Linked DNA regions of Mus musculus: region 1 is linked to region 2. A link is a loop called in an ENCODE intact Hi-C map of the cell type or tissue named here. Cell type or tissue: left cerebral cortex. All regions are shown on one strand. Links, peaks and the distances in the headings refer to the core of each region. The heading gives the core; the rest is flanking DNA.

The links. Peaks named below come from ENCODE experiments on the same cell type or tissue, not always from the same donor. Only the 100,000 strongest peaks of a DNase experiment are listed, where the experiment ranks them.
Region 1: a loop joins it to region 2, with 3 times the contacts of the local background. A loop is called at or near these places in 17 of 42 quality-filtered maps.

What each region holds. Positions count from the first base shown.
Region 1 is chr7:113,264,106-113,278,951 of GRCm38, reverse strand. Arntl (aryl hydrocarbon receptor nuclear translocator-like) reads right to left here. Exons shown (of 20, transcript NM_007489.4): 3 at 4,199-4,326. Among named protein-coding and RNA genes, the nearest start is that of Gm33721, 9.8 kb to the right of the region's middle. In left cerebral cortex, for the core only: a CTCF peak has its summit at 10,432 (motif pointing right); DNase peaks (open chromatin) are centred at 5,826, 6,133, 8,141 and 10,414.
Region 2 is chr7:112,910,423-112,925,268 of GRCm38, reverse strand. No RefSeq gene overlaps it. Among named protein-coding and RNA genes, the nearest start is that of Rassf10, 36 kb to the left of the region's middle. In left cerebral cortex, for the core only: a CTCF peak has its summit at 5,267 (motif pointing left); DNase peaks (open chromatin) are centred at 6,447, 6,689, 7,739, 9,500 and 1 more place; H3K4me3 peaks cover 382 bases; H3K27ac peaks cover 756 bases.

The DNA of each region.
Region 1 (14,846 bases), core at 4,461-12,460, 350 kb before region 2:
TGTGTGATCCTGTTATCTGTCTCTCCTGTCCAACTTCCAACATCCTGGCCTGTGTTCTTGGTGTGTGTGTGTGTGTGTGTGTGTGTGTGTGTGTGTGTGTGTGTGTGTGTGTGTGTGATCCTGTTATCTGTCTCTCCTGTCCAACTTCCAACATCCCCCTCGTTCTCACTTTAGGTGATAATTTTTCTTCCTTTTCTCTCTCCTTCCTACCCACCCCAGTACTGGAGTCTGAAGCTAAGGCCTCCTGCGTGCTGTCAAACGCCCTACCACTGAGCCACACTCCCAGCCCTGCCAGCTATGCTTCTGTAAGTCAAATGGTGGCTGAAAAACACATCTCTATCAGCCTGAGTGGGTACTGCTGCTGCGGATCCCCACACCCTAAGGCCTGCCTGAACTCTACTGCTCTCATCTGATGGAGACTATCATTGCAGCCCCCACCCCCCACCAGTCACATAACTCAATCATGGAGGAAAAAACCCCAACGCATTATTTTATTCCACAATGCAAGGTATGAAACCCACGTCCTTTGCTTGCTAGGCAAGTGCTCTTAGTACTGTGCCACCCCCTAGTCCCAAATATATTGTTTGGGACACTGTCTTCCTACTGTCCTATTTTCTGTCTCTAGTTTTTTTCTTGGTTTCTCCATATAATCTAACTCAGGTCAGGATTTTTTAAATTTAATTTAATTTTACTTTATTTTATGTAGGTGAGTGTTTTGCTCGCATGTATGTGTGTACACCTACTTATGTACCTAGTGCCCACTGATGCTAAAAAAAAGGCATTAGATTCCTTGGATCTGGAATCACAGTGGGTTGAGAGCCACTGTGTGGGTGCTGGGAATTGAACTCTAGTCCTCTGGAAGAACAGCTAGTACTCTGAACTTCTGAGCCATCTCTACAGCGTCCCCATCCCCCCCCCCTTTCAGGCATTATCCATTCATGATGTCATTACAATACTGCAGCTGCCCTTCCTAGTTCAATAGGGACCATCCTTTTCCAGATCAACGGCCCCCATTGGCATCAGCACAACTGACCTCTCTCCCTGGAGGCTGTCTCTGGCTTGGAGATGCTATTTTCCCATAATTCTTCTGTTTGGGGATTTGCTCCATTTCTGTTCTCAACCTGGCTTTTCATCTTCTTTGCCTCTAGACTAACAACCCCATGGGTACTTTGGGACCCTGACCTGTCTGTATTCAATCCCTAGAAGCTCCTACTTTGACAGTCTCAAATGCCACCCATACTATGCCAACCTCAAGCCTCTACCTCCAGCCTGGCTGTCCCCAAATTTTTAGACTCGTACAACCACCCATCTCCCCATATCTCTGCCTGAGTATGCAACAGAGACTGTATTTTGACATTCATGTTCCCTCTAAGCAAGCCTTTCAGGCTTCCCTATGTAGTCAAGTGGCCTCTATCCTTCTGGCTCCCAGACTCTGAGCCAAGAATCCATCTGACCCCTCCATTTGTCTTCTTATTGGCACAGAATTAAAAATACAGAACAGTGCACTGCTAAATGTCACTTCCTTAGTGACACTTCTTTGAAGGACCATACAGTATGAACCCTGCCGACACTCCTACTCTATACCCCTATTTAAAACGTTCTGATCCACATTTCCCCTGTAACAATCTCCTTTCTGTCCTCCCTAAGAAGTGGTCAGCTTTGAAGAACAGGAGTTCTACTCTACTGACTGCCCACAGCTTAGTGTGCAGAAGGCTTTCTGGCACACAGAAATGTTCCACCAAGAGACTAGGCATGAATGAAATAATCTGCATGTGACAAAGAGCAGTTCTTTGATTATCACAGATGTTATAAATGCTTTTCTTTCCATTGTTCATTATCTTTTGATTTTGATTTTATACACAGTGTTAAAACATTATAAAAATCATAATACAAATATTCCTCTTTATACCAATATTTTGTAGCTTTTATTTAGTTTTTTTGGTTGGGGGGTTGTTTGTTTTTGTCTTGTTTTGTTTGTTTGTTTGTTTTTGAGACAGGGTTTTGCTGTGTAGCCCAGACTGGAACTCATTGTATAGCACAGCAGGCTGGCCTCAACCTCCTAGTAGTAAAATTATATGCATAAAGTGACCATGCTGGCTTAAACTTTCATTTTACTCTTGTGTGTGTGTGTGTGTACATGTGTGTGCACATGTTCATGTATGAACCTGTGCAAAGACATATATGGTCATGTAAGCACATGAGCAGAGATTGGGGTTGACTTTGGGTGGCTTCTCTAATCATGCTCCTCATTTCTTGAGCCACGGTCTCTTACTGAACTCGGAGCTCACAGTCTGGACTAGACTGGCTGTTGGGAAGTCCTACAGATCGACCTGTGTCCACCTCCCCAGCACTGGGTTACAGTGTGTCCACCTCCCCAGCACTGGGTTACAGTGTGTCCACCTCCCCAGCACTGGGTTACAGTGTGTCCACCTCCCCAGCACTGGCTTACAGGTGCCTGCCTCCCTCTGTACTCAGCTCTACATTTTGCATTTTTAAAGACTTTTTTATTTTTATGTATCTGGATGCTTTTGCTGGCTGTATGTATGTATGTATATGCACCATGTGTGGCTGGTACCCTTGGAGGTCAGCAGAAGGCACTGGATCCCCTTGAACTGGAGTTACACATGTTGTGAGCTGTCATGCGAGAGTAGGAACTGAACCCAGGTCCTCTGGAAGAACAGACAGTGTTCTTAACCACTGAGTCATTGCTCCACACCCTGTTTAACATTCGTAATTATGTGTATGTTTGTCTACAGGAGTATAGGTACCCACAGAGGCCAGATGTACTAAATCCCCTTAAGCTCCAACCAGAAACAGTTGTGAGCCACTTAATGTAGGTTCTGGGAATCGAACTCAGGTCTTATACAAAAGTAGTATATGTTCTTAACTTCTGAGTCATCTCTCCAGCCTCTATACCTAAATTTCTACATGGGTCCTGAGATCAAACTGTCCTCATGCTTGCCTGACAAGCATGTTGTCAACAGAGCCTTCTTTCTAGCCTCCACTTTTATTTTTTTACTTACAAATCTAATCCTTGTGAGCCGGGGGTGGTGGTGCACGCCTTTAATCCCAGCACTCGGGAGGCAGAGGCAGGTGGATTTCTGAGTTCGAGGCCAGCCTGGTCTACAGAGTGAGTTCCAGGACAGCCAGGGCTACACAGAGAAACCCTGTCTCGAAAAACCAAACCAAACCAAACCAAACCAAAACAAAACAAAACCAAATCTAATCCTTCTGGCAATCATTTTGATACATCATTTGCTGTTAGCCATTTCTGCATTACTGTCCCAGAACTTCTTCTTAGGCCATGCTTCCTGTTTCTAAACACCAAACATGGCGCCTCTGTGGCCTCTCCATGTTCACTTGTCCTATTTTGTCCCCTAATCTGGTTTTTTTTTTTATTTCTTTTTTTTTTTTGTTGTTGTGTGTTATTTACTTTTTTTATTAGGTATCTTCCTCATTTACATTTCCAATGCTATCCCAAAAGACCCCCATACCCTCCCTCCCACCCCCCTACCCACCCACTCCCACTTTTTGGCCCTGGTGTTCCCCTGTACTGGGGCATATAAAGTTTGCAAGTCCAATGGGCCTCTCTTTCCAGTTATGGGCGACTAGGTCATCGTTTGATACATATGCAGCTAGAGTCAAGAGCTCCGGGGTACTGGTTAGTTCATATTGTTGTTCTACCTATAGGGTTGCAGACCCCTTTAGCTCCTTGGGTACTTTCTCTAGCTCCTCCATTGGGAGCCCTGTGATCCATCCAATAGCTGACTGTGAGCAGCCACTTATGTGTTTTCTAGGCCCCGGCGTAGTCTCATGGTTCTTTTAATTCTAGTGTCACACTCTTCTTACAACGAGGCTTCAGTACACATCTTAATGTACGACAGGACAAACTAGTTTCCTTCATTACTCTCAATTTTCAGAACTGTCTTGGCTGTTCTGACTTGTTCTCTGAGGAACATCTTATAAAAGTCATGGTGGGTGGCCACTGTTGACCTTCAGAGAACCAGGGAAAGGTCTGAATACACACCCCTGTCCTCCAGGCCTTGGTGTTTAGAGATACTTGTCCCCTTGCACATGTGAGACCTGGGGTGCCACCAGTATCTGCCACTCTTTTTTTTTTTTTTAACATCTCAACATCTGAAGGCCCCCAACAACCACTGGTTGCCAGGGTCTTAGGGTGAAGGGACTTATTTATTACCTGAAGTTACAGTTCTTAAGCTTCGATCCAGTGTGGGAGATGCAAAGGGCCACTGTAGTTGCTGGTCACCCCAAAGTGACTTTCATGTTTTGTAACTTCCTTCCAGGCAGTCAACTTCTTCCAAAATCCTACAGTAGAGACCCAAGAAAAGAAACCCTGAGGGTCATACAGGGACAAATAAATCTGTCTCTCTTCTGAGCTAAGGAGGGCAAGGGAGCTCAGCCCCTGACTCATGCAGGACATGCTCCCAGCCCATCCATTGCTACACTCACTGGCTCAGCACTGGCCATTTCTTTACATCCCTGTGACATCTGGGCTGCAAAAGCATGAAGGGATGTGGCCGATGCATCCTGTGAAAACCATGTCTCCTTGAACTCATCCTTAGGAAAGCAAGGCATGTTTTATTACTTCTTTTATTGGGTTACATAATGACTGTGAATGTCCGGTTGTTATTTTACATCAGACACTTAATGACCTGTCACTCTAGAAGGCAGATACACTGCTGTACGCATTTTACAAAGGGGAGATGCAAGCACCTGAGAAGGTGAAGAACCAGACAAAGCCACACTGAGTGTGCCCGGGCCACCAGAAGCAACTGACAGTATGGTTCAGTTCTAAACTGGGTGGGGTGGCTCTCAGGAGGTAGAGGCGGGAAGATAGCACGTTCAAGGTCATCCTCAGCTACACATGAAGTTCAAAGACAGAACAGCTTACAGAGAGGTCCCATCTCCAACAACAGTGCTGGATGTCTAGCCCTGCAGCTGAGAGCATGATGCTCTTCCAGAGTCCTGGAGCTCAGAGTTAGCACTCATGTCAGATTGCTCAGAACCACCTGTAACCCCAGCTTCAAGGGATCCAACAGCTTCCTCTGGCCTAGACGGGCACTGCACTCATGAGCACTCATGAGCACACACACATAACTTTTTTTTTTTAAAAATGTTTTTAAAAAGTTGCTCAGTTCTCAATGCAAGTGAAAGTAGTCATTTGAACCCAGGGGACCAGAGCAGCAGAGAAGGACAGAAGCCATTTAGCTTAAGCCAATGCCAGCAGGATCAGTTCAAGCACTTAAAGAAAATCTCTGTGAACTCCAAGATATCTAGTTATACCCAAAGCTAAGGGTATAACTACACAACATCTACAAGGGTTCTTGTCAGCCAAGTGGCTACAATACCACCTCCTTCAGCCAGGACACAGGCCCTGCATGCTGCCCCTCTGATCTCCATGGCAGCGGCAGCTTCCTGTGTTTAAGAAGAGCCAATGAGGAGGGAACACAGGGGGGGCCTTTCACATCTTCATCCATGCTGCTCTGCCCGCAGTAAGTGAGACTGCAATGGCGAGTGCTCTGCTGATCTCCTGAAGTGAAAGATCTGCCCTTACACTGGCTGACCCTTGCAGTCTTCAGAAAATGCTCTCTTCCTGATGGTCCTAAGATGCTGGAATGACTGCCTATCCTCGGCATGGCTCCCTCCCTCCCCACTGACCCACGCATGCCACCTGGTTCAGATCCTCCGTGTCCAGCTCTGCTAACTCTAGGTCATGCACATGCAAACGTTATATCTGGAAATCTGGCTCCTCTAGCCCCAAACCACAGTTGGTAAAGAAACAGCAAGTAGAGATGCAGGCTCCAGGCTTAACATATGCCGTTCCACCTCCATTTGATTCCTTGTACTGCTGCATACTGTCTTCTCAACTCCTAAGTCAGCAAGGCCTGCTCCACTCTGAACTCTGAGCCTGAATGTTCATGTTTCTCTCTCTGTCTCTATCTCTATCTCTCCCTCTCTCCTTCCTTCCCTCCCTCCCTCCGTTCCACACATACCCCCCCCCCCCCACACACACACACACACACACACACACGGCCCCAGAGCTCTTCTGAGGGATGGATCTAGCTACTTCCCAGCATGCCCTGCCAATGCTCTGTCAGATTCTCTCCAGATCCACCCCTCCCACTCCGGCCAGTGAGAGAACGCCCTCCTTGCTTATTGCATTCAAGCCTCATTTTTCCTTAAGCCAGAAAAATTCCACACTCCCTAGCAGGATGTGCTGGCCTCACTCAGTGCCAGCCCATCCCTGCCACACAGTGCCCAGGGCCCAGGCCAAGAGGAAACATGGAGGAACCCAGGAGCTGGGGGTGGGGGTGGGGGTGGGGGTCCCTAATGTGGAAACCACTCTGTTCCCTGGTAAGGTCTTCATGCTGCCCATCTTCCCTGCTCCACTACAACCCTGCAGACGGTGCCTCATTGATGGGCAGTTGTAACTCTCCCATGCCTTACTGTCAGTGGTCCAGGACCAGACAAGCCTGAGTCCTTGCTCCCTTCTGTCTTTGATCAACAGGTTTCATTAGATTTACAAACCCTTGGTCTACAAGAAATGCCTCACATTGATGGACTTTTGTAATATTAAATTTTATGCCAGGCGTGGTGGCACACACCTTTAATCCCAGCACTTGGGAGGCAGAGGCAGGCGGATTTCTGAGTTCGAGGCCAGCCTGGTCTACAAAGTGAGCTCCAGGACAGCCAGGGCTATACAGAGAAACCCTGTCTCGAAACCTTCCCCCCCCCCAAAAAAAATTTTTTTTTTTACTTTATAGAAATGTAAGTACTAACTGCTAACTTAGATGCTGCTGTTATCTACATAAAACAAAACTGCAAAGGGGTTTCTTACATTTTAGACAAGGTGAGGAGGCTGAGGCAGATGTGACAACATTATTTTTAGAAGACTTTTCTTTCCAAGAAGGTGTTTTTTTTTTTTTTTTTTTTTTTTTTTTTTTTTTTTTTTTTTTTGGTGTTTTTGAGACAGGGTTTCTCTGTATAGTCCTGGCTGTCCTGGAACTCACTTTGTAGACCAGGCTGGCCTCGAACTCAGAAATCCTCCTGCCTCTGCCTCCCGAGTGCTGGGATTGAAGGCGTGCACCACCACGCCCGGCCAAGAAGGTGTTCTTAGAAGAACAACTGAAAGTGGTGGGGATAGGGAGAGAAACAGCAACCAAGACGAAAGCCCCAACTTTTTGTGTTACTTTCTTCTGAAAGGGGCCTGAGACAAGACAGAGAGAGAGAGCTCCTTAGGTGCCTGTGGGAGGGACCTTTGCTGGCAGAGGGCACAAAGGACCTGGTCCTGTTACAAGCATGTAAATGGCACATGAAGGTCACTCTTGGAGCCTGATCGTGTCTTGCAGTCCAGGATCACACATATGCCCAATTCTGAGCTAGAAAGTCCTAAAGGTAGAAAAAGGGTCTCACCAAAGAGCCAGAGAAAGCGGGTATTGGGAAACCTGTGCAGTGCGCCTGGAAAGAACACCAGGTCTTTCCCTGTCCGTCCCTCAGAGCACAGGGACCCCTGAGCTCCATCTAAAGGAGCAGAGGGGAAGGAATCGCCACAGCCCAGGCTGCCCTGGCAGAATGGTTACGGCAGCTGAGAGGGGCAAGGCCCAAAAGAGACATAGTGCTTCTCTGAGCAGGGCAAGACAATGCTAAACTCCAACTGCCCATCCTACCACCTGCAGGAGGGACAGCCACATTCAAGCCTTCAATCTGGACCACAGCTCCATGTCCCTTTGTTCCCATCCTCACCCCAGGACCCCAGAAGGCCACCTGTAGATAGGATTTATGTTCCAACAGTTAGCTGCCTCATGGTAATGAGACAGAAAATGTCTCACCTCTCTCTCTCTCTCTCTCTCTCTCTCTCTCTCTCTGGGATCAAATCACTTAAAAAATCACTAGTAATGGGGATGCAGAGACAGTTCAGTAGTACAGCACTTGCCTAGCACTGGGTGGTGGCGGTGGGGAGCACTCACTACTAGTGATAGTGATAAGTTCTTCCTGTCGGCACTCCTAGGGTTCGTTTTCCTGTAAATAAGCAAAGAATCTGGGACACTGGGCAAAGCTCCCTAACTGACAGCTTTTAGATCTTCTCGAGCTTCCCTGGCTACCTTGGGCACATGGGCAGTAAATATGGCCGAACAGCAGGCCGATGGCTGCACGCCAGCAATGGCGCTTTGGAACACTCCCTGGACGCTCTGAGGAAACTGCATGATGGTCTCGGTTAATTGCTCTGGATTCTGAAGGCACAGCTCCAGTTAGGACAGTTCCAAACAATTTGTGGCGGACTTTTTTTTTTTTTTTTTTTTTGCTACTACAAGCCTCAGTGAACTCTAAGTGAACCTACAGCCATTTCTGTCTAAGTCTAGGAAGGGGCACTTCTGTTGTGGCCAAGCCAAGTACAGCATTGTGACAATGCCAACAAGAGCATTCCCTTGAATGTAGAGTTTACTAGGATTGGTACAAACACACTTCTCCAGTCACAGAAGACGGACTTATGACAGTCAGCTAACTGAGAGACATCCCCAGCGCACCTAGCATCCTGCACTGTCTCTCTTGCTGTTACATTAGGCCCGATGCAAAGCTTCTCTTCCACAGTCCTTTCCTACCCACTTTTCGTGGAGTGACTGAGCTGGTGCCATGAGCACGAGCAATGACAGTGGAGTGGCGGCAAGAGCAAGGGCAGCAGAACAACGGGAAGCTGGCACACCAAACCAAAGAGCAGGGGAGTGGCCTATCTGGCAGGTGAGTAAGAGTCATGTAGCTGGCCAAGCTGCAAAAGAGGCCCCCAGAGCTGACTGCACTGCCAGCTGCAAACACAGCAGGGCCTCAGTCTCAGCAGTCAACAGCAGCAGAAGCTGCAGCAAGAGTGGTGGAAGCTGCAGCCTTCCAGGACACCTGCCATAGCAACAGGGCATCAGGGAAGGGGGAGGGGGCAGTGTGAGGAGAGAAAAGGTAGAGAGCTAACTAGAATGACCAATCCATCTGTTTTCCTTGGAACTCTCCATCTCAGTGCTGAAATGCCTGCATCCCAGCAAACCCTTCTGTCCTAGGAATTCCCTAAGAGTTGGTCCCATTGCTAGTGTAGCTTTTCAGGTCCTAGAGCCACAGGGCAGCCAGGCCTGGACAAGACTGACCTTTACAACAACTCATTCACTGTGGTCATGACCCAACTCTCCAAGGAAGGAATAAAGAACTGACAAGCAGAGTCACCTTGTTCAGGATGTATGGCCAGAGAGTGGGGACTGCAAGCTGGGGTAGGCATCCGGCTTTACTGCTTGCTGATCCTTCTGCTAAAATCCATCCCCAAAAGCAAAATTCAAAGGCAAAGCAAACACAGAAACAAGCAGTCCTGGGGACAGAGTGGAGGGAGCATACACCAGAGCAAACCTTAGTTCAGAAAAGTCATAGGAAAAGAACAAACGTGTCCACTCGGAGCTTGCTGGCAGCCAGGGCAAAGAGGGAAACAGCCTGCAGTGGATAACCCCAGAAATCTATGAATGAGCACATCAGGACAGGCCCAGGGACAGAAGAGTGTCTTCTGAGATCAGGCTAGAGTGATGTAGGACTTCTGAGGAGTTGTGTAGCACTGCAGACCAGAGCCTCTGAGGAAACAGGCTTTGTAAATGAGGCATCTCTCTTTAAATGGAGCCCAGTGAAGACACAACTTCCTCTTTTCCCTCAGTGTCACCTACAGAGTGACTGCTAGATGGAGTTCTGTTAAGAGATGTGTGAAGTGTTTGATGCTGTGGTCTAATAATAGAGTAGGATGAGAGAGAGCCATGACTACTACCCTGTCCCACAGCCCAGAGCTCCCAAGAAGGGCCTAGTTCTCATTGTTACCTCTGCATACCTATACTACAAGGAGCCTACCCCAGGTATAATGTGTTCCAGAGGGCAGCCTTCCCTCCCTAGCTGGAGAGCCTACTCTCTACTGCATGAGGTCTGTCTGCCTTGGTACTCTCTCAGTTGCTCTGATGTGTTCTGAAGATGGGAGCTTTGAACAGGCCAGAGGCTGATGGGGTCCTATCCCCTCTGCCAGTCCCTCATCACATGCCCCGCCCCATAGCCCCTGACACTGACAGGCTCTGAAGAACTCAGAAACGTTTCTTAGCAACCTCTAAGTTCAGAGAACATTCACCAATTGAAGCCAATCCCCTGAACCTAAGGCAACCAACATTTCTACTAGGGCTACTCAACAAGCTCTTCTGTCACCTCTGGCAGAAGCCAGGTCAATACAGCCACAATGGAAATTCAAAGTTGTTACGTTCAAGACTCTTTCAGTGTAGTCGGAAAGATGGGGTGTTTAAATAAATGCACGACAGCAAGCCAATGCAACAGGTAGCAGCTGCCCAGCAGCACACTACCCAACTCCAGGAAGGGCTGGTGCACTTAGGTGCCATTACAACAACGTTCCAGCAGGTGGCAGCCCAGTATCTCAGTTCTTCATGAGAAGAATAGAGGAGAAAATAACTATTAGTTTATTGGTGGGTGTGGGTGTGGCAGGCTATTGAAGGTGAAGGGGTGGGGCCCAGGAGCAGGTGTTACAGGTGTAGGGTGGACATTAAGGAGTATAGAGTAGTTTACTCTGAAAAGCACTGGCTCGCCGGGCGTGGTGGCGCACGCCTTTGATCCCAGCACTAGGGAGGCAGAGGCAGGCAGATTTCTGAGTTCGAGGCCAGCCTGGTCTACAAAGTGAGTTCCAGGACAGCCAGGGCTATAAAGCACTGGCTCTACAGGTCCTGGGGACAGAGCCTTTCTGGCACTTGTATGCCCAGTCCCATCAGTAGCACGAAGTGCTCAGAAACCCTGAGGTTGAACATAACTGAGATCATACTTGGAGCTATGGGGCTGGACTTGTGAATACAGGGTTCTGTGTGAAGAAAGACAAGGCCTCCCTTTGGGGAAAAAAAAAGCCCTCTGATACACTGGAAGGAGGAAAGTTCACAGAATTCCACTTTTGGATGGCACGGAGGGCTAATCTAGAAAGCCAGGGCTCTAGGGAGAAGCCACAGGCTAGACTGGCCTCACAGAACAGTCTGGTCTATAATTTCCTACAAGCTTGCTCCAACACATGTACCTGTAGCCTTTGCCTTATTTCTCCCTGACAAGTAAAATGAGAGTAAGCTATGGTTTCCCGTCTGCCCCCAGGCCTCCTAACCACCTCACCCCACCCACTTCCACCCAACCCCAGCCTACCCTGTCCCATCCCACCACCAGGCATTTAGAAAGAACTCCTGGTCTTGGCTTGGACATACAGCCCTCCAGTGCCTGGGGGTGGGGAGTACCTGAACCTAATAGACTGAGCAGTTGCCCAAACTCAAACAGCCCAGGATGAAGGTGGAGCAGTCAGAATGTCACATGAATAACTGAGAGGACAAGCAGCCACGGAGGTGATCATTTCCCAGTGTGAGAAAAGGGACCACAGTGACCTGAGTCTTAGGGACATCAGCTCCCCTTCAGGTATCCAGGAGACACCCAGAAGGGCACTGCCTTCTTGTACTGGCTGGTTTTGTGTGTCAACTTGACACAGCTGGGGTAATCACAGAGAAAGGAGCTTCAGTTGGGGAAGTGCCTCCATAAGATCCAGCTGTAAGGCATTTTCTCAATTAGTGATCAAGGGGGAAAGGCCCCTTGCAGGTGGGACCATCTCTAGGCTGGCAGTCTTAGGTTCTATAAGAGAGCAGGCTGAGCAAGCCAGTGGAAGCAAGCCAGTAAAGGACATTCTTCCATGGCTTCTGCATCAGCTCCTGCTTTCTGACCTGCTTGACTGACTTCCTTGGTGATGAACAGCAATGTGGAAGTGTAAGCCAAATAAACCCTTTCCTCCCCAACTTGCTTCTTGGTCATGATGTTTGTGCAGGAATAGAAACCCTAACTAAGACATTTCTTTTTTTTTTTTTTGGTTTTTGAGACAGGGTTTCTCTGTGTAGCCCTGGCTGTCCTGGAACTCTCTGTAGACCAGGGTGGACTCGAACTCAGAAATCCACCTGCCTCTGCCTCCCAAGTGCTGGGATTAAAAGCATGTGCCACCACTACCTGACGTCACTGCCTTCTTGTTTAAGGGGGCTCTATAAAAGTGGGAATTACTGTACATCTTCAGATGGGAGATGGTAGTCAGGTTTCAAAACGCAAGCCCATCAGGCATTTGAGCCACCGGTCCAACACACACCAGCAATATAATACTGGGCACAGGACCTGGCCTTTGTGTCCCATGGGCTCCTGACCTGCACGCCCATAGTCCCTGCCTCTTCAGTGAGCTGTATAAAGTGTTAGCATGACACCTGCCAGGTAACAAGCCCTTTGTGTGAGCTATATATTATTTCCTCCGTGGCCATCACGAAAGCTAATGTTCTGTCCCATGTTACAGAAGAAACTAAGTCAGAGGGAGTAACTTGGCAGAGGCTGGGGTTTCACAAGTAGTCCTATCTGCCATATATTTGGGTACCAAACAAGAAAACATGAGTTGGGTGCAGAGATGGCTCAGTCAGGCAAGTGTATACTGCACAAACATGAGGGCCTGAGTTTGGACCAACACCCCCACCCCCATGCACCTGTGTAAAAAGTCAAGCATAGTTACACAGTAGCTGGGGGAATAGTGAAGGGGTCAAACATAGTCACACAGTGGTAGTGAGGGGTGAGTGAGGATGGGCAGACCCTGGGAGCTTTCGGGCCAGTCAGTCTAGATTATCAGTGAACTCCAGGCTAATGAAGAAATCCTGCCTCAAAAATTAAGGTGAAAGATAATCAAGGAAGATATCTGATACCAACTTCTTACTTCCACATGTACATCACACACACACACATAAACACACACACACACACACACACACACTTTTTAAAAATGAAAGTACATACACAAAACAGCCCTGCTGAAAGTTCTGCCACATAGCATCTATTCTGTGGGACGTTGAAGGGATTCTTGGACCTTTAAGGTCCTCCCCCCTTTAATGTTCCCCTCCAGAGTGTGCCATCCAGGGACAGTGGAGTTTCTAGTACTCCAGATACAAACATCCACAGACTGCTTTGGTTTTGGTTTTATTGTTGTTGCTGCTGTTTTTGAGACAGGTTTTCTCTGTATAAAAGAACCCTGACTATCCTGGACTCAATTTGTAGTCCACGCTGGCCTTGAACTCAGAAAGATCTGCCTGCCTCTGCTTCCTGAGTACTGGGATTAAAGGCAGCACCCGATGCCCGGCAAACCAAATTTTTTGTTGTTTGTTTTGCTTTGCTTTTTGGACAGCCAAGGGTTTGACAGTACACACTGAAAGAAACTGCTCTGTAAGCCACTTGGATTGGATCCCCTCCCAGGAACTACTACTTGCGGCCTGTGGCTGCTGTTCTGTTATCTCCCAGGTTCTGAAGTTCTGGTCCCATTCGTTCACTTGCGAGGTCTCTGGCCTCCCACCCTGCCAGTTATGATCCTTGGCCTCTAGGTATCCATACACTCGGCCCACTCCCTGAGCATCTGTAACCAGGACTCCACTCCACAGTCTTTTCTACCAGCCTGGACCCCAGAGTCAGTCTGCGCTCTCTGGAGAATAACAATGGCTTGAAGATGAGAAAAAAAAAGATGAGCTCTTGGGGCCCTGTTCTCCACATCCCAGAGCCTGGTGTGAGGAAATGCCCATGTGTGCGCTCTGTCAGCTGCACCCCTCCATCCGGGCCACCTCCTTTCTGGGACGAAGCTACCCTAACCCCGCCTCACCATGCCTCTGCCTCTGCATTCAGAAGAGGCACAGGGAAGGAGCCCCAGGGTACCATGGAGGATATATGAATCCTGTTCGAGGCCTGCTGACTGAAGACCTGTCACCTGATCTCTGCTTCCTTTCTATTGCAGTCTGTCTGTTGCTTTGTTTTTGAGCACTGCAGAGCCTGGTTCTAAAGACTCCAGGAAAAAAAAAAAAGAGTCTTTACCAAAAAAACTTACTGCCTGAGGTTGAAGAAAATTCTGGAAAACATCTGCATCTTGTTCTAAGGAAACAAAAGAATGCACTGTTGTTATTGGGTGGCTGAGGAGAGATGCTAGCATGAGGGAGAGCAAGAGGACAAGCCTGAGGCTCTCTGTGTCTCTGACCAGTGACTGCTAGCCGGCAGGTGGGCAGGGATGGGTCTATCAAATGCTGAGACTTAGATGAGACAAGGCACTCGCCTCCTGTGAGGACCACATCCAAGGGACACTCAGCAGAACAGACTTCTGTGACACAACCTGCCACTTTCCACCACATACAAAGTGTGTAAGGGGGCTCTGAGGACAGACTGACAAGAGGTTTGGGGAAGACTGCAAAGCAGAAAGTCCCCTGGGACAGCAGGATACAACCATGCATCCAGGGCTGGCCCTTCTTCTAACGCCTCAGCAAGTGGGAGAACAGTGGGCCCCTCTGAACTAGACCACTGTAGGAAGGGATGGGTACAGGGTCACAAGATGCTGAGTGAGTGAGGACAGGATGGTGGGCAGTGCCCACCTCTGACTGTCAAGCATGGTGGCATGTCAGGCACCTTTAATCCCAGCAATCGGGAGGCATCTCTGAGTTCAAAGGCAGAGGAGTCCAGGTCAGCCAGGCCTACACATAGAAAGACTGGCTCAAAAATAAATAGAAAAAAGTCTCACCTCTGCCACTGCCCTAGTGGTCACTAGGGGTGTGGTTCCTCTCCTGGGTGGGAGGGTGCTCCCCCTCTGTGGCTAGCTGGGTTTAACATAAGAAGAGCACTGGGCACATCTGGCTACCTTCTTCAGCAGAAGGGGAGGGACTGGGGCTGAGTTCAAGAGCACAGAGGCGGAGACACTTGCCATAATGCAGACCCACACTGGAGACTTCAGAAAGAGGCTCATA
Region 2 (14,846 bases), core at 2,267-10,266:
CCTGAAGAGTTAAATTTTCTACTTGACTGAAAATGAAGAGGGAGGTAGATGTCCCTGTGGGAGGAATTTTTAGCCCCTGGAATTTTATGTCTGATCTCCCTCCCCAGCAGGAGATCAGTGGAAGATTGCCTGAGAGGGAGGGAGGGCTGGGGCAGTTTGGGAGCCTCCAGGTGTTCCTTTCCATGCCAGCCAGTGAGGGCTGCCACCCCCTTCTCAGCCCCCAGCAGGCAGACACACCAGCCAGGACTTGTCAAAGCCCAGAATCACAGGAGCCAGCTTGCAAATGACTTTCCACAGCATCGTTTCTGGTTGGATTATATGTGAGAGGCTATGGAGGAGCGGAAGCTAGGGCTGCAGGTGTGTCCGCAGAGTGCCATCATTCGAAGGTGCAAGGACCACTTGTGATGACCCCCCTCTCCAGACAACCCTGCTGGGACACACAGCTTCTCTCCTGTTCCCATGTCAAGAGCACACTAGGCTGAAAGCCGGGGGGAACTGTACCCCATCTCCAGTCTCAACTGCAATTACTGCCCTTTCTCTTTTATAGTCTGTCGTCTTTTATAGTCTGTCAGTCCATCTGTCTGTCTCAGGGTCTCAGCTTCAAACTCACTACATACGAAAAATGACTTTGGACTTCTGCTTCTCCAGTCACCATTTCCAGAGGCCTGTGCTGCTACACTTGGTCTATGCATTGCTGGATATCCAACCGACGCACAATAGGGAGCTTGCTATCGACTGAACTACATTCTCGGGGCTTGTTCTCCCTGTCAATAGGCATCCCCCAAGTCCTGTACCTGGAGAAGCCCAACACTGACCTCCAGGAAGGCTATAGCCAGGAACTACTCAATATAACAATTTGCTCAGTAGATGTCAAGTCTTAGTTAACTATGGTTTAAGAGCTATGGTCCTCGGGAGTGAAGTCCGATGTGACATGAGAGCCCTGAAAAGGGGGATGAGCAAGAAGGCACTGAGGACATTAAGGAGGGTAGTGGCACACTAGGGTTGAAAAGGGACTATAGTCATATCAGCCAAGTAACCAAGGACTCTCAGGTCTGGCTCCCTGCAGACCAGCCCAGGTTTAAAGAAATGTTCATGGAACAAGAATTTAGGAGAGGTTTATAAAATGAAGATAAGATTGGAGGCGAGAGAGCTTGTCTCCATCAAAGCAAGGGGCAGAAGAAAGGGACTTCAAATTTCCACTTGAGAGTGGCAGAGGGCTGAGGAAAGGGGCGAGGCGGAATGCCACTTGAACCCCTTTGGGGCTTCCAAGGTTCAAGGGCAAAGGCTGGAGAAGAAAGAACAGGAAGAGGGGAGTCAAGGGTTAAGTCTTCAGTCTGCTTTGAGAACAGCAGGCTCCTCTCAAGGGCAATTCAGGCCCCCTTCTACTCCCTTCTCCTTGTGGACTTAACCTCATTGGGCCCCAAAGTCTGCCCCAGGCCACCCACCAACAGAGACAGGCAGTTTGCTAGGAAATGTGCCTCCAAGATCCACCCCACTGCCTTCCCTATCACCCCTCCAGATCTACAAGTCAGCGCCTCCATCCCTAGGAGCCTAGCACTTGGAAGGTTTTCTTTTTTTTCCTGCACAAACCCCTTCCTGCCTCCTTGTCTCAGATCCCTTGACAGTGATCTACACTGTCACGATAACACTTTAATCAGATTTGCTCTTATCGACTTTCATACCCAACCTCATTCCACAAAGGATTGCGAGCAGCTTCTAAAGTTGCAGGTGGTGGCTGCTTTGATAAAGGCAGCTCTCCACCCTCCTCCCAAGCACCTGCGCCCACAGCCTGGAGTATGGATGCTGTTTCTGGCTCTAAGTGTAGGACCAGTGACAAAGTGCCTTTGAAGCCTGGCTCCAGGGTAGAAACAATGTGCACTCTACTTAGTGCCCTAAGACAATATACACTGTCATGACCATAGAAGATAGCCTTAAGGTGACATTGGTGAACTATATTTGCAACTCTCTGGCCTCCTCAAGTGTGACCCCCAAGCATGACACTCCTCTTGGCCTGGGGTTTGGGCTCTGAGCCGTAGGCCTTCATTGGAAGGAGGGACAGGGTTTCCCCTCTCTCAGAACTCTGCAATGTTCACACCTCCTCAGCCCCTTTTCTGGCCAGACTTGCACCTCTGCTCATAAAGGATCGAACTTACAGGTGCCAACTAATCAGAGCTGGCTGAAACTGGAATCTTTTGCTAAAAGGTCTCTTGGCCACTGCCCAGCTCAGCAGGGGAGGGTCCAGCTTTGTCCCTAGAGAGCAGCTATGAGAGGCCCACTCTTGGGAACTCCCATGTTGTGGGAAACTCAGTGGTTCCCACCTCCTTCCCCCATTCACAGAGAGCATTTGTTTGGGTCTACCCTGGGAACGAGCAGGGCTTTTCTCTGCCAGCGACTCAGGCAAGGTCAGCTGTGTCAGCTCAGAGACACAATGGGGACTACGAAAGGGCTTTGGGGCTCATTTTTGTTTACGTTGGTTATGAGTCTACATGGCTGCCTTTCTTCTGAAAGTACCTGGGGGTTTGAGAAAGCACAGCCTGAGGCGAGGCAGCCTCTGAACAAACAGAAGACGTGCTGTCCAAACAAAGAGCTGAGCACAGAATCGGAGCACCTAAGCGGGGGACCCTGGGTGTCATCTCTGCGTGGCATCCACACTCACTTGTGTTTTTACAATCCCATGGGATAAATACCACCAACAGCTTATGGGTGCTGTAGAAAACTCTTCCTGAGGAGTAGTAATCAAACATGGCACCTCAGCTAGGGCATCAACATCTTGGAACAATCCCACCAAAGTCCAACTTTGCCACCAATGCATCTACAGAGTTTACAGGGCAAAGGCGAGAGGTGAGTTACAGGGTGAAAGCGAGAGGTTACCTGAGTGCCTTCAAGGCAACACATCGCCAAAAAGTCTCACACCTGCACGGATGATGACTTCCTGTAGCTGCGTAGATGGAGTCGACCTTTGGCTAACATTCCATACTCTATACACCTCCTCTACACACCTCCAGAGACCCAGCGACCACATGCTTCTGGGGCCAAATTTACATACAGCTGGGAGGGGGCTGTAGGAAAGAGTGGCTAGAACCTTGGGTAAGAGCTTGGTGAACCCCAAAAGGTATTATAAAAGCTCAAGGGAGTGTGGGTGCCATGTAGAAATGACACACAGACTCTCTTAGATTAGTCTCCTCTCCATGTTCAGCTTCTTTGGACAGCTCATTCCCTGCTTGGCCCTGAATGAGACTGCTTCATCTCATTCAGGGACATCTTGATGGTCTCTCGTGGGCCGTTACAGTTGCTTTGAAGGCAGTAATGGCTGCTATGCTCAGAGAGTCTGGTTTGAGACTAGGTAATGCTATCCCCTCCCACTTATTGTGTACAGCAGCCATTGTCAGACATAGCCTTGCTTGTATCTATAACCACAAAGGCAAGGCAAAGCTAAATCCAGGCAGGCCATGAGCCTCGCTCCTCAGCTGGGTGACAATCATGGACTCAGCAATGGCACATGTCCTGTCTCTTATATGGACTCTGCTTGTCTCGTTGATGAGTTCTACCTGATATGGGTATGCCTTGGAATCTGTAGTTCACCTCCATTACATAGGAACACTTACAGCTCCATCTTCTTTGGACTCTGATATGCTTTGGGACTACCTCAGGAGTGACTGAGTCTTCTATGTAACTTCTAAATCAACCCATCGAAACAAAACTGTCTCAGGCTGCCAGAAGTGTAGGAGATTAAGTAGAAGGATCATTTTCATGGGGTTCCAACCAATGATGAGCTTCTGAGAACCTCAGAGCTTTGGGACGCAGAGTGAACTGAGGTGGGGTTGCAACAATCAAAAGGTTGCGTAGGCCCTTCTTACCATTCCAGTCTGCTTTCTACTGCGGTGGTAAAACAGCAACCAAAAACAACTTTGGGAGGGAAGGGCTAATTTGGCTTGTATGTGTTAGTCCATCATTAAGAGAAGCCAGTGCAGGAACTCAAGCAGAGCAGGAACCAAATTGGAAACCTCGAAGGAATGTTGCTTACTAGCTTGCTCCCCATGGCTTGCTCAGCCTGCTTTCTTATACAGTTGAGGTCCAGCTGCCCAAGGGCACCTCCCACAGTGGGCTAGGCCTTCCCACATCAATCATGAACTAGGAAAATGTCCACACAAACTTGCCTACAGGCCAAATCTCATGGTGTCATTTTTCTCACAAGGTTCCTTGTTGTCAATTGGCTCTCTCTGTGTGAAGTCAGCACACTTGGTAGAGAGAGATGAGCCAGCAGAGCACGGGCATAATCTGGGTGCCAGCTGTCCCGACAGAACAAATGATCTGACAGAACTGGGTACAGCCTGAGGGATTGCCGTCTTACACATATTCTCACTTACAGCACATGGAGGCGAGATGGCGTTCTTATACCTATCTTATTAGAGATTGGATTTGTGGAGCTGACATTGTTTTTTTTTTTTTTTTTTTTTTTTTTTTTTTTTTTAGAAAGTCAGTAGACAAGGATTCAAATCCATGTTATTCTACTTCATAGCTATGAGCCGTTGAAAAATTGCCCAAGTTGGAGTCCAGTGCCCTCCTTAGGAAAGGAGAGATGGCAATACAGACCTTGCTGGAAAACTGTCAGGATGAGAGGCAGCCCCATGGAGACCGATGCCAGCTACTTGGGAAGTCTTTGAAGGGGTCTGTCTTCTTTATAGGCAGCATAGCCCTGCACTGGACACCCTTCGCTGGCTCCCACTGTCAAGGTCAAAAGAGCTTTCGAAAGAGTTCAGGTTTTGCAGGAATAGCAACCACACATATGACCTTGACTGAGGGGTTCTGGGTTTTGCTTGTTCTGTTTTAGGTTTGGGGGTGGAGAGCATTGTTTTATTTTGAGACAGGGTCTCAATGCATCCCAGTCTAACCTTGAAATTGCTATGTAGCTGAAGATGTCCTTAAACTTGTGAACCTACAGTGCTGGGGTTACAGGTGTAGGACACTAGACCTGGTTCACAGTGTGCTGGAATGGAGCCAAGAGCATCATGTACAGTCCCTTGGCTTCAGGGTTTTTTTTTTTGTTGTTGTTGTTATTTGACAATTTTAGACAGCTGGCTGAATTCACTATGTTGCCCAAGTTGTCCTCGACCTCATGATCTTTCAGGTTGGCCTCCAAAGTTCTGGGGTTACCAGCATGTGCTTGTAATGGTTAAAAACATGAAGCCAACCAACCCTAGTAGTCTCTTCTATCCAAGCCGCCGGCTTCCAGGAGTGTTGACATGGCAGTTTGCTGCCCTCTGCTGTCCACAAGAGGAACGTACTAAAGTGGGTTTTTGTTGTTTTTTTTTTTTTTTTGGTTGGTTGGTTTGATTTGGTTTGGTTTTATTTTTTTAATTTCCAAGAACCCTGTGGCCCCAGGTGGCCCAGCCATACAAAACTTGCTCTACTTCTCTGAAAATAGCCCCAGAAATGGTAGTGCCAGGCCTGACTGTATAGTCTGAGGGGCCCAAAGACCTTGGTAAAATGTGTGACCTTGCAAGTTGTCCCCTGATTTCCATGAGTGTTACCCCTCCTTCTGCCTCCCTCTCCCCTCTTCTCTCTGTCTCCATCTACCCCTTCTGTCTTTCTGTATCTGTGTCTCTTTATGTCTCTGTCTGTCTCTGTGTTTCTCTGTGTCTCTGTCCCTGTATCTCTGTCTCTGTCTCTCTTACATGCACACACACACACACACACACACACACACACACACACACACACACACACACACACCAAAGACAAAACCTTTAAAAAGAAACACAGGAGGTTTTCTTTTTAAAACATGGTATTAAGCTAAGCTTTGGGCACTTATAAAGGTGACATCTTTATGTCCACCTGTGCCTTATGCCCTGAAACTAGGATGTCCTCATTTCTACCTGCTCCTGACATTAAACTCCTGGGCCACTAATCCCCTGAAGGATTTCCAGACGTTGCAAGATAGTAGATGGAGGTAAGTCTCTCCCTAACAGGATGGTCTTGTAAACAGAATTCTCTCGAGCAGACTCTATCACAAATCCAGCCTCTTTCCAACTCACTATTAAGGCCGGGGAGGGGGGGGGTAGGCAAAATCTCAGTACCCCCGTCCAGGCCCTGGGAGTCAATTCAGTCTTAGGCGCTGGTCCAGCAGAGATTCAGATGTCAATTCTGAACAGAGAAAGCTACATTGAGGACAGAGGAGACTTAAGACTATAGGGTGAGAAAATTCACTTAACAAAATTCTCCGAGAGATTATTCCAAAAGAGACCATGGGCCCACTGCTGTCACCTGCTACAAGGTAACTCGGTGTACATCTGGGGAAGAAGGAAAAAGGACGACGCAGAAAGACGCCAGGAGGGTTGGTGGGGGCGGGGCATGGCGCGGGCATCTCTGTGAGGGAATCTTGGCAGTGAGGTGGGGCAGCCTGGAGTGGATTCGGGGAACTGGTGATGTGTAAGGGGAGTGAAGCTCAAGATTAGCAGCAGTGGGAAATCACGCAGGCTCCAGACGGAGGCATAAGCACCCAGGGACCGCGCACACCGAGCCTCCCTCAGACTGGACCTGAGGGCATCACAAAATCAACTGTGCTGGTTCAGAGAATCCCTGGCTTCTGCACAGCTTCTATTCTTAACGTCTCCTGGCCACACAGACTGACAGGCAGCTGTCACAGGAGCGGGAGGGAGGAAAGCTCACAAGGTCAGAGCTCCTGAGTGACAGGACAGGCAAGGGTTGGGCATGCGCACACTCCACCTAGCGCCAGGGCTCATCTTCCGTGTCTATCTCTGTGGCCATGTGAAAAAGCCCTTAGCCTTGTTTCTTTGTCCTAGGGCTCTCTGTGGTCACCGTTCTCACTCTCCCTCCTCTGCCTCCTCCCTCCCTTCCCTCCGCCCCCACCTCTCCGTCTGTTTGTTTCCATCTTTGCTTTTTTCTGTCTAACTTTCCATTCTCCATTCTCTCTGCCTCTTTGTTTCCCATTAATGTGCTCACTGACGTCAAGGCCATTATGTGCATTACGTATTATTTTCCAATAAATATTTCCGTACAGCCGACGACAGTCGTCCATTTCTGTTGGTGGTTTTGCCCCCCCCCCCCCACCCTGTGGTTTTTAATCACTGAGTCTGTTGCCTGCCATCAGCTGCAGTCAGAGAAGAGCAAACGGACAATTTCACAAATAATCGACTCATGAGGTTTTAAGTTACATCCCAGTTTGAACACTGTGATGCAATCTCCAGCTGCTCCATCCTCCCTGGGGCATGACTGTTCCCTCTGTCCAGGGCATCCACAGTGTATATACTACCTAACCGTTTGTTACTTAGTAAGCCATCACCCTAACTCTGCTATATCTCCATGCTTGTGCTCAAGTCACCTTAACTCTACTTAACAGCATCCTGGAGCACCAGAGAGAGCATCAAGTGTGGGAGGATCCATCAACTCTGGGACTCTGTGGTCATGCTATAATTAGGACATCTTTGAAACTGCGGTTTCACACAGTCAATGAGAATCTTGGACTATGGCCCTCCTGAATAGAAAGAGAGAAGGGTATGCAAGCACAGCGTGACCTCTAACCTCATTCCCACCTCTGTGCCCAAATGTCCAGATGTGCTGACAAAAATTAATCCAAACTCCCTTTACTTTGTGACTAGATTCGAGACTGACCTCATGAGAAGACTCAGCAACTATAAAAAGGAAAAGACAATGTAACTCCCACATCAAGGGAACTGATACAATGTTCACTCAGTAAGACTTCTGTTCACAGAAATGATTACAGACACATCTGCTGGGTGGACGCCACTTGAAATGCAGCTATCCGACAGCACTGAAGAGTGAAGCCAGTAGGCAGGCTCTGGGAAAAGCCAGGCATGAAGCAGAGATGTTACTGAAGTGTGATCCCTCCCTGCTTCTGCTCTTTGAGCCTGGGGGTACCCAGTGGTGTATGAGCTACTGCTGGGACTGGTGAAAAGCAGCCATCATTTTGGTCCCTGAAACAGAAGGTTGCATTCAGAACGATGACAGCTGACAGACCAGGAAGGTTGGGAGCCTGAGACACCCTGTCCCCAGCCCTCTCTAAATGCTACCCAATCCTGCCGCTGGCTGACCCCTGAACCGAGCATGCTCAGGAAGAGAGGAAGCGTCTCAGCTAAGGACAAAAACACCTTAGAAAGAAGCCACTGCTACAAAATAAGGCTAGTTGGAATTCAGTGGAGAAAGCCCCAGTGAAGGTGGGCATGAAGGTGCAGCATCCCAGGAGCAGAGGGGAATTGCAACAAGTGAGCTGGGCTGCACAGGAGTTCCAGGTCAGCAGGGTCAGATCCTGTGTTAAAAGTAAGGGGTGCAGACAGACACTTTTATTGTGAAGGGAGAGGCAAACTGTCTAAATTTGCAGATGACAAGGTCCTATAATTCTTTACAAAAAGCTATTCAACTTAATAAACAATTTTACAAATGGTGGATACAGAGTCAGGCCACAAGTCGAATGAATTCCCATGTATTCACATGGGTAGATTAAAATGAGGTTTCAAGAAGAAAAAGGAAGAGGAGGAGGAAGGAGGAGGAGGGGGGAGTGGAAGAGGAGGAGGAAAGTGGAGAAGAAGGAGGTGGAGGGAGGTGGAAGAGGGGAGAGGAGGAGGAGGAGGGAGGAGGAGGAGGAGGGGGAGGAGGAGGGGGGAGGAGGAGGAGGAGGGGGAGGAGGAGAGGAATCACATCTTTTAAAAAGATAAAACAGGCTTTATTGTGATTTAAGGCTTTTGCTCCTCAAATGGTCAAGCTAAGAAACTGCAAGGCAAGCCAGAGAAGGAGAAAAGATTGGCAAGGCATCTATGCAAAAACAGGCTTGTATCCAGACTATATCAAACCCTCCCAAGACTCAATGACTAAAAGAAATAAATATGAGGAAAAGATTCGAGGGGGTCACTTCCTAAGATAAACGAGTAGCTAAGGGGCACATGGAGAGCACTGGGTCTCACTAGGTCATCCAGGAAGTTCAAGTTAAAACCACAAAGAGATGCTATTATGTACCTATCAGAAGGCTAAATGGTGAAGAATGACAACTACCAATTCCAAAGGCGGCATCCATGGCTGGAGGCCATGGGGAATGGCACAGTTGTGTGGAGAAATAAAGGGACAAGCTCTTACAAAGACACAATTGCCAATGACTCAATGACATGTCCACAAAAAGGCTCAGCACAGACACTTCTCACAGCAGCAGGATACACTAAAGCCCAAAAGTTGGGAACAACTCAAATGCCTGTCAGCTGGGATTCAACAGTGGTGCATGTGCGCTTTGGGACACTACTGTTGGCAATGAAAAGGCAATGAACTACTTACTGCTTTTAGAAATATCATTGATGACACTGAAACACATTATTGGGAGTGAAAGGAAGCGAACAGAAAGGACTGCATGCCGCATGCCACCGATTACGTGAACTCCCAGAAAAGCCAAAAGTAGAAGAACAGAGCACAAACTAGTGCTTGCCTGCCTGAGCCTGGCTGTCATGGGGAGGGGATGGCTTGAAGAGAAGTGGGAAGCTCTAGGTGTAGGTGGTGCATATGTGCTGTACTTTATGTGGTGACAGTTATGCAACTGAGTGCAATTTTCCAAACTCATTGTTTACTTCTAATGAGAGCAAATTACACTTTTAAAAGGCTGGATTTAAAGACAGACAGCATGAGCTGGGTGGTGGCTCAGTGGGTAAAGGCATCTTTGTAAAAGCCAGGATTGGTGGCACCATCTTTAACCCCCGCGCTTTGTGGGGTGGAGGTGGAAAGAGGAGGCTCCCCAGAGCTGGCTGGCCAGGGAGCTCCTGGGTCAGTGAAAGACCCTGACTCAAAAAATAAGGTGGAAAACAACAAAGGAAGACACCCAGTGTCAACTTCTGGCCACTGTGTGCATGTATGGATATGTGTGCTCATATACATTAGTGCATGAATGCACACATTAATTGATTAGTAAACAAGATCACAGCAAGGAGTTCTTCCTCATAGTTACAATATATGGGGTTCAAATATGCATGTCCTTTATACTTGCATAATGGTCCATTGTGCCAATAAATAGTTAATGAGGATGGAGAAATGACTCAGAGGTTGGGAGTAGATTGCAAAGAACCCTAGTTTGGTCCTAGTACTCCTGTTGGCTCAAGAACTCCCTGTAACTCCAGACCCAGGAGATCTGATGTCCTCTTCTGTCTTTCATAGGCACTGCCTTCTCATGGTGAAAGAGGCATCTCCTTTCTCTAGACTGAAGAGAACAGAGAAGAACAGAGCAATGAAGGAGCTAAAGATGGGGGGAATCCTATGCCTTCCCCATCAGAGGCTGGGACTTGTGCTGTATAAGGGAGGGAGTGCCTGCATCTTGCCATTAGAGCATGCACTCTCCACTCACAAAGCCCAAGTGTGCACTTGCCCATTTTTCAGGGCATTGTTAAAAAATGGCAAAGCAGGGAGAAAAGATGGATTGAAATGGCAAGAACATCAACTAATAATTGATACATTCTCCTAACTTGTTCTTCCTCTCCAAGAGTTCATGAGTCATTTTTTTATTCTGATTTGGTTTTTTTGGTTTTTGTCTGTTTGGTTTTCCGAGACAGGGTTTCTCTGTGTAGCCCTGGCTGTCCTGGAACTGTCCAGACCAGGGTGGCCTCAAACTCAGAGATCCTCCTGTCTTTGTCTCCCAAGTGCTGGGATTAAAGATGTACCAACACTGCCCGGCCGATTCTCTGATTTCTATGCTACACACGTGAGGAGCAGATAGGGAACTCCTGAATTTTTATTTTCCAGGGATTTAATCCACAGGCTTATTGGGTGGAATTGATGATTTCAGCTCAAGAGTATCTTCAGCTTTTTATTGATTTATGTTATTAAAACTTTTGTTGTTGTTTTTCAAGACAGGGTTTCTCTATGTAGCCCTAGTTATCCTGTAACTAGCTTTGTAGACCAGGCTAGCTTCAATCTCACTGACTGAGATCTACATGCCTCTACACCGCCCCCCCCCCAAACACTGGGATGAGAGATATGCCTTCATAATTTAAAAGAAATGGTTCTTAGATTTATTTTTCTTGTATAAAAAGCAAATGTGGTTTGGTTTTTGTGTTTTGTTTTGTTTTCTGAGACAGGGTCTTAAGCCCAGTCTGGTCTCAAACTGGCTATGTAGCTGAGGCTGCCCTTGAACTTCTGACCCTCTTGTTTCTACTGCCCTAGTCAAGGATTACATCATACTATCACCAAACTGTTTATATGATGGTAGAAATCAAACCTACTAGTCAAGATCTCTACTATCTGAACCACATCCCCCCAGGTACCTCTAATGCAATTCTAGGCACCCATTCATTGCTTTGTATGTACAGTATGCAAATTTACTGTTGGTTTCTAGCTATACAACTATAAATTCTTTTGGATCTTCTATATATTTGACCTTATTTTGTAAGAATGCTAGCAGATTGGTTTCCCAGGTAGTTTTGTTTCTTTTTCTGACCTTGAGTCACTGTTTGGAAGCACACTGTGTTGAGCTGAGACGATCCCTGTAGGTATCCATGCTTCATTTCCCAAATCGGATCTCACTCACAGCTTATCTGATAGTCTTTGATTGGTTCAGAAAGGGTCTGTCTAGTCTTAACTCAGTAAGTAATAATAATAATAATGATAATAATAATAATAACATCCATGAGTGTTTCAGGTTAAACAAAACCCATTTAATTCTCACATTCCCAGGTCTAGACCATGGTGTCAAGGGATTCTAAGTGCTGAGGACAGCCTCCCTATTCTGCAGGTGGCCTCCCTTTTCTGTGATCCTGGCATGAAGGAAAAAAGGCAGCCCTAACCTCTCCTGGTAAAGGCCCTAAACCCCTTCACGGGGACCTTATCCACATAATTTCATAGTACTGTGATCACCTCCCAAAAGCTCTGCCTCTGAATATCATCACATTGGGGACAGGAGCTTCAGCATGGGAATGTGACAGGGTTGGGGGACACAGTGGACACGAGATGTCACTGGATGCACCAGTCTCCACCTCTTCATGTGGTTTTGCTCCTTTTGTCTTCCATGGGAGTTATGTGCACTGATTTTCTAATGTTTAACCAAGCTTGCATCCTTGGATGGGCACTGTTTTGTCAGGGATGATGATGTTAGCCTGTTACACCCAGCTTGCTAGGATTTTGATCGTTTATGCTCATTAGTGGGAACCTGTGGTTTCCCTTTTTCTGCCTTTGTGAGTATAAGGCATGCATCTCACACAACTGCAGGAGCATATTTAGAAACAAGTCTTGTGTACCATCTCATATGCCCTTGGTTACCTTCCCCCACTACCACTGCCCCCTCCCCCACCCCCTACGGTACACTTTCTGCACCACCCTTGCACTTTCAGATTTTTCATGGCTCACAACTCAGGCCATGGGTCTGAATTCTTCCATAGCCACTCCAGGGTAGATGCTGTGACAGACAAGGACAAGCAGTACCAGCACTGTCACCCAATGACAATTAGGAGGGGGGGCCTTACCTGATAAGCCAACTGCTCCCTTTTCTTTCTTCCACTGATAACTACAAGACTTTCTTCCTCTTTGTAAAACCCCAAATGCCAAGAATCACGTATGTTGAGTGACTTCAGGTGAGTAACTCCAGTTTAAATCGCCAAAGCTCAAATATTCTTATCTATGAAACTTCCCAAGTACTGACATGAGAGGCTTCAAGAGAGAAATTCCATATCTGACCAAACAATGATGGGTCGGAGCCAACATGTGGGTGCATTAAAAATGTGTGTATTTACTTTCAAATGATGTAAGAAAAATGCATATGAAACAAAAATGAACCTCTCCTGTTGAGATTTGAGTTCCATCTCCAAGTTATCTCATTCTCACATCCAAATACTTAAAAATCTGAAATACTTTGGGTCCTACATGTTTTGGGTAAATGACCTGGAAACCTCAAGGACTGTAACTTAGCAGTCTGTAGAGTAACACGTGACACACTATAGAGTAACACATGGCACACTGTAGAGCAACACATGACACACATCACCCTGCCCTGGACGTGCATCTCCTATACATCAGCAGCTTCACTCTCCACTCCGATTCTGCATTCTAGAAGATCTAAGCTACGAATCCTGTGTATATGAGTACAGGGTTTCGCTCCTTAGGTTTGTGTGGTGCCATTAGGAACAACCATCTTTTTCTCTTTAATGATTTTAATGTCACCATTCCGTTCCATTCCATTTTCTTTTTTCTTTTTTAAATTAGGTATTTATTTCATTTACATTTTCAATGTTATCCCAAAAGTCCCCCACACGCTCCCCCACCCACTCCCACTTCTTGGCCCTGGCATTCCCCTGTACTGAGGCATATAAAGTTTGCACGACCAATGGGCCTCTCTTTCCACTGATGGCTGACTAGGCCATCTTCTGATACATATGCAGCTACAGACATGAGCTCTGGAGGGGTGGGGGTACTGGTTAGTTCATATTGTTGTTCCACCTTTAGGGTTGCAGATCCCTTTAGCTCCTTGGGTACTTTCTCTAGCTCCTCCACTGGGGGCCCTGTGATCCATCCAATAGCTGACTGTGAGCATCCACTTCTGTGTTTGCTAGGCCCCAGCATAGTCTCACAAGAGACAGCTATATCTGGGTCCTTTCAGCAAAATCTTGCTAATATATGCAATGGTGTCAGCGTTTGGAAGCGGATTATGGGATGGATCCCCAGATATGGCAGTTTCTAGATGGTCCATCCTTTCGTCTCAGCTCCAAACTTTGTCTCTGTAACTCCTTCCATGGGTGTTTTGTTCCCAATTCTAAGAAGGGGCAAAGTGTCCACACTTTGGTCTTTGTTCTTGAGTTTCCTGTGTTTTGCAAATTGTATCTTATATCTTGGGTATTCTAAGTTTCTGGACTAATATCCACTTATCAGTGAGTACATATTGTGTGAGTTCTTTTGTGATTGGGTTACCTCACTCAGGATGATATCCTCCAGGTCCATCCATTTGCCTAGGAATTTCATAAATTCATTCTTTTTAATAGCTGAGTAGTACTCCATTGTGTAAATGTACCACATTTTCTGTATCCATTCCTCTGTTGAGGGGCATCTGGGTTCTTTCCAGCTTCTGGCCATTTTCATGAGACAATTTTCTGAAGTTATCTGTTTTCTAACAGTTAACTCTTTTATCTGTATTTTAAATTTTCTTGGCATAAAAACTTACCAGTATGTTTTTATTATCTACCATATTTGGTGTAAGATCTGTACCGATGCCCTGGCTCGCTCTTGTTATTTTGGCACTGTTCCAAAGCTGAAGATTTCTCTCTACAACATCTGAAAAATCAAGTTTGAACTTTGTTAATCTGTTTGATTCCTAATGAGTTTGTCAGTTACTATGAGTCTTTCTCCCTCCCTCTCTCCTCCTCTTCTTTCCTTTCTTCTATTTATTTTGTTCTTTAGCTTTGGGAAGTGAATGCCTGGGTCAGCTTTGACCTCCCTTTCTTATACAATGTTCTAGAAGTGTTAGAATACATGCCTCCTAGAAACTAATTTGTCTACATTACACACACACACACACACACACACACACACACACACACACACACACACACACACACACAGAGAGAGAGAGAGAGACAGAGAGAGACAGAGAGATCCACCTGCCTCTGCCTCCCGGGTGCTGAGACTAAAGGTGTGTGCTGCCACCACCTGGCTCCATTCTATATATTTAGTCCACAGGAGCATTTCCTTGATGTTATCCTTGCTAGGATCTCACACTGGCGTAGCCTATGCTGACCTTTACGAAGATTACAAGCATGAGCCATCACACTCAACCTCTTAACCTAAAGCTAATTTAATTTCCGTGGCATATTTTTCTTATAAATTACAATTGTTTATTCATCTTGAAGTGTGTGCGT